2 separate regions of the Homo sapiens genome follow, and region 2 is linked to region 1. Evidence: read pairs that join two places in POLR2A ChIA-PET (ENCODE). Cell type or tissue: PC-9. All regions are shown on one strand. Links, peaks and the distances in the headings refer to the core of each region. The heading gives the core; the rest is flanking DNA.

The links. Peaks named below come from ENCODE experiments on the same cell type or tissue, not always from the same donor. Only the 100,000 strongest peaks of a DNase experiment are listed, where the experiment ranks them.
Region 2: POLR2A ChIA-PET joins it to region 1 with 20 read pairs; 3 of 35 experiments call an interaction of 5 or more read pairs at or near these places.

Annotation. Positions count from the first base shown.
Region 1 is chrX:136,342,274-136,346,677 of GRCh38, forward strand. ADGRG4 (adhesion G protein-coupled receptor G4) reads left to right here. Exons shown (of 26, transcript NM_153834.4): 6 at 2,119-4,404. Among named protein-coding and RNA genes, the nearest start is that of ADGRG4, 44 kb to the left of the region's middle. In PC-9, for the core only: no CTCF peak of the experiment used is centred there; a DNase peak (open chromatin) is centred at 2,258; H3K27ac peaks cover 931 bases.
Region 2 is chrX:136,404,697-136,409,100 of GRCh38, forward strand. ADGRG4 (adhesion G protein-coupled receptor G4) reads left to right here. Exons shown (of 26, transcript NM_153834.4): 23 at 996-1,276. Among named protein-coding and RNA genes, the nearest start is that of BRS3, 81 kb to the right of the region's middle. In PC-9, for the core only: no CTCF peak of the experiment used is centred there; no DNase peak of the experiment used is centred there.

The sequences.
Region 1 (4,404 bases), core at 267-4,266:
AATCTTCACACTGCTCTCACATCATTCCAAGCCTTATTCAGTTATTCTATTAGCTTACAAATAGATACTAAACATCTACCATGTGCCAGGCACTGGGATAGACACTAAAGATACAATGGTGGGCAACAAAAGATGAGGACTCTGTCCATGTGGTCTAGCGAGGAAGACAGACATTAAAAATCACATGCAAACAAAGGTAAATCTCCAATTATGACGCATTAAATGAAGAAGAGGTATGAGGCGTCATAAGAGTCTAAAATAGATTGGTGTGAGCTAGTCATGGAAGTCAGGGAAGGTAGGTTTCCCTGAAGAGGTGATGCATGAGCTGAGAACTGAAGAATTGGCAGAAGTTAATCAGATGAGGAAGGATGGGAAGTACATTCTAAGTAGAGGTTACAGCAAATGCAATGGTCTTGTAGTGGGAAAGAGCATGCCAAGTATTAGAGAACTAAAAAGAGGAAGACTAAAAAAAAACAGAGGGGACTTAGCACAAATTGAGACTGAAGAGCTAGAGAGGGACCAAATCATGCATAGCTTTATATGCTTTATTAAGAAAAAATTTTCTTTTTATCCTATGAGCAATAGAAAGCAACTAAAGAGAGCTCAGTGTGTGTGTGTGTGTGTGTGTGTGTGTGTGTGTGTGTGTGTGAGAGAGAGAGAGGAAGGGGATCAGATTGGCACTTAAAAAGATCATTTTGGTTGTATTATGGAACAGATTAGAGGGGGTCCAAGAGTAGTGGCAGACTAGTTCAGTTGGGAGGCTACTGCAGTAGTCCAAGTGAAAGATGATGGTGACTGGTTAGGGTGGTAAGTGATGGAGATAGAGATAAACTGGGGTGAGCCAAGAGATATTTAGGAGCTACGATCAATAGGACAAGATTATGGATTGGCTATGGCAGGTGAGAGAGAGAATGAAGGAGACAGAGGGAGAGACAGAGAGTTGGAGCTTGCATAATTTAATGTATGATAGTGTAGGGCCAGTCACTAAAGGAATACCAGAAGAGGACCCAGTTTGGAGAGAAGCTAATGAGTTCAAGTTGGAGAATGTTGAGCTTGAGGTGTTAATGAGATATCCAAGAAACGATATCAAGTAAACAATTGGTTATATAAATGTGGAGCTCAAAATAGAGCAAAATAGAGATCTGGTCAAGAGATATAACTTTGAGATTTGTCTGGGTATAGGTGTAAATTGAAATCCTAGGTGTAGAGAAACTATACAGCCAAATGTGAAGAGGTCCTGGGACAAAGCGTTGGTCAGGTAAAATAGGATGAGTCTAAAAATGAGTGGACAGAGAAGTAGGAGAAAACGCAGGAGTGTGATGTGTAATGGAAAGCAATGAAAAGAGTATTTTAAACTCATTACTTCTACTAAATAAATGTTAATTTGGGAGTTCCAGATTAAAACATTTTCAATCTGGTGTTTAAATGACTGATAGAAGTTTGACCAAGTGAAAGCCAACTGTTTTTTGAGCACTTACTCTGTATAAGAAGCTATGCTAAGTGTTTTATGCACATTAACTCAATCTCATAACGATTTTATAGGATAGGTGTTATTATAATCCTCATATTATAGAGGAGGAAACTGAAGCACGGAGAGGTTAAGCAACTAGTCCAAGGTTATGTAATGGGTGTGAAAGTGATGGAGCCAGCATTTAAAACTAATCCATTTGAATCTAAGGTTGATTTTTTCTTTTTGGAATATTTTAAACTACACAATTCAATTTCTTTAATAGATATAGGACTATTCAAGTTATCTGTTTCTTCTTAACTGAGTTCTTATAGCTGTATTTTTCAAGGAATTGGATCCTTTCCCAAAGCTAATCTTCTTAATCAATGCACTACTGTGGCATGCATCCCTCTTTCAGGAATGTTTATATATTTTATGAAGATACTACGAAATGGATATCTTCCTACCAGTTACTTAACCAGAGTGTTATGAGTACCATATAGAGGTCTTAGAGAGTAGAAAATTATCTTAAGGAAAATCAAGTGATCAAGTGATTTGATTATATCTATGATACTTTCTTACAAAATGAAAAGAAATTATAGAGCTCTTTCTAGTTGTCTCTAATTTCCAAAGCTGAATCCAAAATAACACATTCTTTCTGATTTTTTTAGTTGTTCCTGAAAATATGACAATTCAAGAAAAAAGTACAACTGTTTCACAACAGATAGATATGACCACTCCATCCCAAATTACTGGAGTAAAACCACAAAATACTGCACATTCCTCTACACTATTGTCTCAAAGCATACCTATATTTGCAACTGATTACACAACCATATCATATTCCAATACAACATCTCCACCTCTGGAAACAATGACTGCACAAAAAATCTTAAAGACACTGGTAGATGAGACAGCTACATTTGCAGTGGATGTTTTATCAACTTCATCAGCCATCTCTCTGCCTACCCAGAGTATATCCATAGACAATACTACCAATTCCATGAAAAAAACGAAATCTCCATCTTCAGAAAGCACAAAGACAACAAAAATGGTTGAAGCCATGGCTACTGAAATCTTTCAACCACCTACACCTTCTAATTTCCTATCCACATCCAGATTTACCAAGAATTCAGTTGTATCTACAACTTCAGCAATTAAATCTCAGTCGGCTGTTACGAAGACAACATCTTTATTTTCAACTATTGAGTCAACATCTATGTCTACAACACCTTGTCTCAAACAAAAATCCACAAATACTGGGGCACTCCCTATCTCCACAGCTGGCCAGGAGTTCATTGAATCTACAGCTGCCGGAACTGTACCTTGGTTTACAGTGGAAAAGACTTCACCTGCATCTACTCATGTTGGGACTGCATCATCATTCCCACCTGAGCCTGTGCTCATCTCCACAGCTGCTCCAGTAGATTCTGTATTTCCTAGAAACCAGACAGCATTTCCATTGGCAACAACTGATATGAAAATAGCATTTACAGTCCATTCATTGACTCTCCCAACTAGGCTTATTGAGACCACACCTGCCCCAAGGACAGCTGAAACAGAATTGACATCTACAAATTTTCAGGATGTCTCTTTACCCAGAGTGGAAGATGCCATGTCTACTTCCATGTCGAAAGAGACCTCCTCTAAGACCTTTTCTTTCTTAACATCCTTTTCATTTACTGGGACTGAGAGTGTACAGACAGTTATTGATGCTGAAGCTACACGTACAGCCTTAACTCCTGAAATCACACTTGCATCTACAGTGGCTGAAACTATGCTTTCCTCCACAATCACAGGACGAGTTTACACCCAGAATACACCTACAGCTGATGGACACTTGCTTACTTTGATGTCCACTAGATCAGCTTCCACATCCAAGGCACCTGAGTCAGGTCCCACATCCACAACTGATGAAGCTGCCCATCTGTTCTCCAGCAATGAGACCATTTGGACTTCTAGGCCAGACCAGGCCCTGCTGGCATCTATGAACACAACCACCATACTCACATTTGTGCCTAATGAAAATTTTACATCAGCATTTCATGAGAATACTACTTATACAGAATATTTATCCGCAACTACCAATATCACCCCACTGAAAGCATCTCCAGAGGGCAAAGGTACCACTGCCAATGATGCTACTACAGCCAGATATACAACAGCTGTATCCAAATTGACATCACCATGGTTTGCTAATTTCTCCATAGTTTCTGGAACCACATCCATAACCAATATGCCTGAATTTAAACTTACCACTTTACTACTAAAAACAATACCTATGTCTACAAAACCTGCAAATGAACTTCCTTTGACACCAAGGGAGACTGTTGTTCCATCAGTAGATATAATATCTACTCTTGCTTGCATTCAACCAAATTTTTCTACTGAGGAAAGTGCTTCTGAGACCACACAAACAGAAATAAATGGTGCAATTGTATTTGGAGGTACAACGACCCCTGTACCAAAGTCAGCAACAACACAAAGATTAAATGCCACTGTGACAAGAAAAGAAGCAACTTCCCATTATCTTATGAGAAAATCAACTATAGCAGCAGTGGCTGAGGTTTCTCCATTTTCAACAATGCTGGAAGTGACAGACGAATCAGCACAAAGGGTGACAGCTTCTGTCACTGTTTCCTCTTTTCCTGATATAGAAAAGCTAAGTACCCCATTGGATAATAAAACTGCAACAACTGAGGTGAGAGAAAGTTGGCTTTTGACAAAATTGGTGAAAACCACACCTAGGAGTTCATACAATGAAATGACAGAAATGTTTAATTTTAACCACACCTATGTAGCACATTGGACTTCAGAGACATCTGAGGGAATTTCAGCTGGATCTCCCACTTCTGGGAGCACACATATATTCGGTGAACCCCTGGGTGCTTCTACCACAAGGATATCAGAAACCAGTTTCTCCACTACCCCTACAGACAGGACAGCTACGTCCTTGT
Region 2 (4,404 bases), core at 233-4,232, 62 kb after region 1:
TTCTCTACCCAAACATATAACACTATCTCATTTTAACAGTTTTCTGTGGCGTCTTTTAAGGATGCTGATGACATTCAGGGAACTCTAGGTGTCAGAATCTATTAGGAAAATTAAATGTTTTTTTAACATGTTTGCAACACACACACACACAAACTCACACATATGTGTAAGTATCCACGCCAACATAAACGACATGACCAAAAGAGATTTTCCTGGTTTTAGAAAAGAGAGCTCAGCTAAGTTGACACACAGTTAAATTAGTCAAGCTTCTCTGTGTTCAAAAATCAGGGAAAATGCCTCCAGTAATTGCAAATGTTATTAAATGGACTATCTGTTCATATGAATCACTGCATATTTTTTCTTTAATAAAAACCGTAGAGTTGTTAATCAATCCAGTAACCAGTGTTGCCTTTGTCATCCAAATACATCATATTTTAAAGCAGTACACCTAGAGTTCTCTTTTTGTAGCATTTTCATTAACTTTCATAATTTCACCATTGTTTGATGTAGCTTTCAGAAAATCCATTCATTGCTCACATCCTTTCACTGTGATATTTATCATGTAAAGTAGAATTAATCCTGCAAATAAGAGCTTAGGTGTAAGGTGGTGGCGGGGGGGCAGGGCGTGCGGGGGCGGTGTGGGGAGCACGGCGACAGAGAGCCACTTTGGGGGAAAATGTATCATTCGTTTTTCTGCTGTTAACGAAGAGAACCATTTCCTAGGGAATTGGACTGACAGGTTTCTGCATATGTAGGGCAGAAACATCCTCTAGGATTTCTGACTTAGTGTTGGAAAGAACCCTGAACTGGGGCTCAGGAGATTGAGGTTTTTGTCCCAGCTCTGCCTCCAGTTGGTATGAGTGAACTCTGTCCAGTTCATTTCTCTAGGGCAGATGCCCTTAGGGTGAAATAAAATTGACTAGATGATCTTCAGTCTCTGAGAAATAGGACTTTATGTTTCCCTATCTCATGATAGTCTTCTTTGTTTCTTACAGTTGTTGGATTAAAGATGATTCTATCTTTTACATCTCAGTGGTGGCTTATTTTTGCCTCATATTTCTCATGAATCTCTCCATGTTCTGCACTGTTCTTGTTCAACTGAATTCTGTGAAATCCCAAATCCAGAAGACTCGGCGGAAGATGATCCTGCATGACCTCAAAGGCACAATGAGCCTGACATTCTTACTTGGCCTCACCTGGGGGTTTGCATTTTTTGCTTGGGGACCCATGAGGAACTTTTTCTTGTATTTGTTTGCCATTTTTAACACTTTGCAAGGTAACTGGTGCTTTTTTGCCTTTTCTGTGGCCAGCTACACATGCAGCAAAGCTTTTGTTGCTTTGGAAAATAATCACCTGTTGGAAACATTAACTAGATGTTAGTCTTCATTAAATGCACCCACAGCCCACTCTCTCTTGCTCAGTGGTATAGGGAGAAGCCCAGATAGGTAACCCAACTTTAGGTAATTGGAAATGTCTATATCAAACACTGATTGGCAATACTTCTTATAGTGTTCATTGTATCAACACATTGTGCTAGAAAATGTACAGATTCACACTCACGTTGACTTTTTGAGGTACACAATCCAGCTAAACATAGCAATTAACTGGAAAGCAAAAACATTAAAGTTTTGACCCCATAGGCTCTATCTGCATCTGATATCCTAATATTTTGGGAAAGAGCCAGGCTAGACTATCATAGAATCATACAGGAATGAAGGTTAAAATCAAAGGGCTGTGGGAAAGGCCAAGGTTGTAGCCTTGAGTTTGCTGTAAAACAACCTTTAAAAAGTTACAATAATTGGTTGAATTAGATGATCCTAAGCTAAAGGCCCTAGAGCTCTTTTAATTATTTTCCTTTATTCCGATGAAATGAACAAATAATCAATGAAGTGATGAAATGGTAGACAAAAGATGGCATGAGAAGTAAAAGCTAGGGGCCGGGTGTGATGGCTCGTGCCTGGAATCCCAGCACTTTTGGAGGCCGAGGCAGGCAGATCACTTGAGGTCAGGAGTTTGAAACCAGCCTGGCCAACATGGTGAAACCCCGTCTCTACTAAAAAATATAAAAATTATCTGGGCATGGTGGTGTGTGCCTGTAGTCCCAGCTACTTGGGAGGCTGAGGCAGGAGAATTGCTCAAACTCTGGGAGGCAGAGGTTGCAGTGAGCTATGATCGTGCCACTGCACTCCAGCCTGGGCAACAAAGAGAGACTCTGTCAAAAAAAAAAAAAAAAGCTAGAGTCTGGTTCATATAGCTCTGAATAATTGCTGACGTTCATCTTAACTTGATTTTGCCTATTAAAAATATTGGGGGGAAGAGGCATGCAAAATGATTTTGTGTGAGTCTCTAATTCTACCCCATACTTTTATCCTCAAGTGTCGTCCAGTCCATTTGGGCTACTGGGACAGGCTGAGAGTCAAGTTGGCATTTCATTGAGTTAGAGTCTCCCTTCGTGCTCTCCACTATTTTTTTTTCATTCAATAAACCCTTATTTTCCATACTGAAGCCCACTGATGGTACCATGGGATGCTCCCACAAGGAAAAAGTTCTATGGTCAAATAACTTTGGGAAATGTGGCAAATTACATTCCCCCTTTCTTGGAATAGCACTGTATACATTAGCATGGTAAAAGCTCTATTATGAAAAAAAAAAAACCTTTAAAAAGTTGTTTTAATGTAGTGTCTTAAAAACCTCTGAACCTTTTATTGTGGTCATTGTTAATCCTTGAGGAACCTTGAGAAAAATAAATTGACATGCAGTTATTATATGACAGGCACTTGCAAAGTGCTGCGGAGTTGAGGGGGTGGGAAGCAATGTAGCAGAAGGCATGGTTTTTGCATTTATGTTTTAGGACTCAAGAAACTATCTTATTTTAGAGCAATGAGGTGGATCAACGGAAACTTTTTGTCCCACCAGATCCTGCCAACCATATACATCCATGTTCTAATTGGAATGTAAGAAGTCACAAAATATGTTGTTCTTCCTTCACATGCCATTTTTATTGCCTCTGGTAGTAGGAATGGAATTTTTAGAAACTCTCAATACCATCCTCGCTTGGTTCCCTTTGAGGCTACTGGCACTTGGTTGAATTCTAGTGTAGAACTGAAGGTTGTATTCTAGTGTAGGACTGAGGCCCTGGTGATGGTTCTACACTTTTTCTCTGGATAGAACTGTCTGGCCCACACTACAGTATTCTAACCCGATGCTCTAACCTCAAGAACTAACCAGTCATGGTATAGAATGTCCACGGAAACGGTTTAGAACCCAGGTGCCTGTGAAGACTTCATCCACAGTGGTAACTCCAGGCTTCTCTTTGGCTCAGTGATTCTGAGGAGAAATGTACTCACTCTGTGGAAAGAGGGGTTAAAGGAAAGCTGGCAAAAGATCAAGAAAGCTAGGCAATTTCGAGCTTATAAAGGAGGGGCAGGGGTGTTTTCAAAACCACTCTTATGGTGGAAAGTAGCATCTAAGGAAGGAGCCTGCATGGATAGAAGCAGAATTTAATAGGATATTTCTTTTCTTTTCAACATTTATTTCAGATTCAGGGGGTAGATGTGCAGGTTTGTTAGCTGGGTATATCATGTCATGTTGAGGCTTGGGGTATGAATGATCCCATCATCTAGGTAGTAAGCATAGTACCCAATAGTTAGCTTTTTAACCCTTACTTTTTCCCTCTTCTCCCCCTAATAGTCCCCAGTTGTCTACTGTTGCCATCTTTATGTCCATGTGTACCCCATGTTTAGCTTTCACTTTTAAGTGAGAACATGCAGTACTTGGTTTTCTGTTCCTTCATTAATTCACTTAGCGTAATAGCTCCTAGCTGCATCCATGCTGCTGCAAATGACATGATCTCATTCTTTTTTTATAGCTGTGTAGTATTCCATGGTGGCTATGTAGACAGTTTCTTTATCCAATCCACCTTTAATGGGCACCTAGTTTGATTCCATGTCTTTGCTATTGTGAATATTGTTGCAATGAACATAAGGGTACATGTGTCTTTTTGGCAGAGTGATCTGTTTTCTTCTGGATATATACCCAATAATGAGATTGCTGAGTCAAATAGTAGCTCTGTTTTAATTTCTTTGAGAAATCTTCAAACTGCTTTCCACAGTGGCAGAACTAATTTACATTCCCACCAACAGTATATAAGTGTTCTAATTGGGTATTTCTTGAAAACTAAAATCAAAGTCCCATAGATCCAGCACCAAAAGAGCCAAGCTGTCTCTGTCTGTCAGATATGCCTTATGCCCATCAAGCACAAAGTCTTGCCAGTCCTGCCTAAAATGACTGCAAGATAGCATGTGCCATCTTGTAGCAAGGGAGTTTTCAGAGCTCAGAGTTTCAAATTCAAGACACACACACACACACACACACACACACACACACACACACAACCCGAATAAC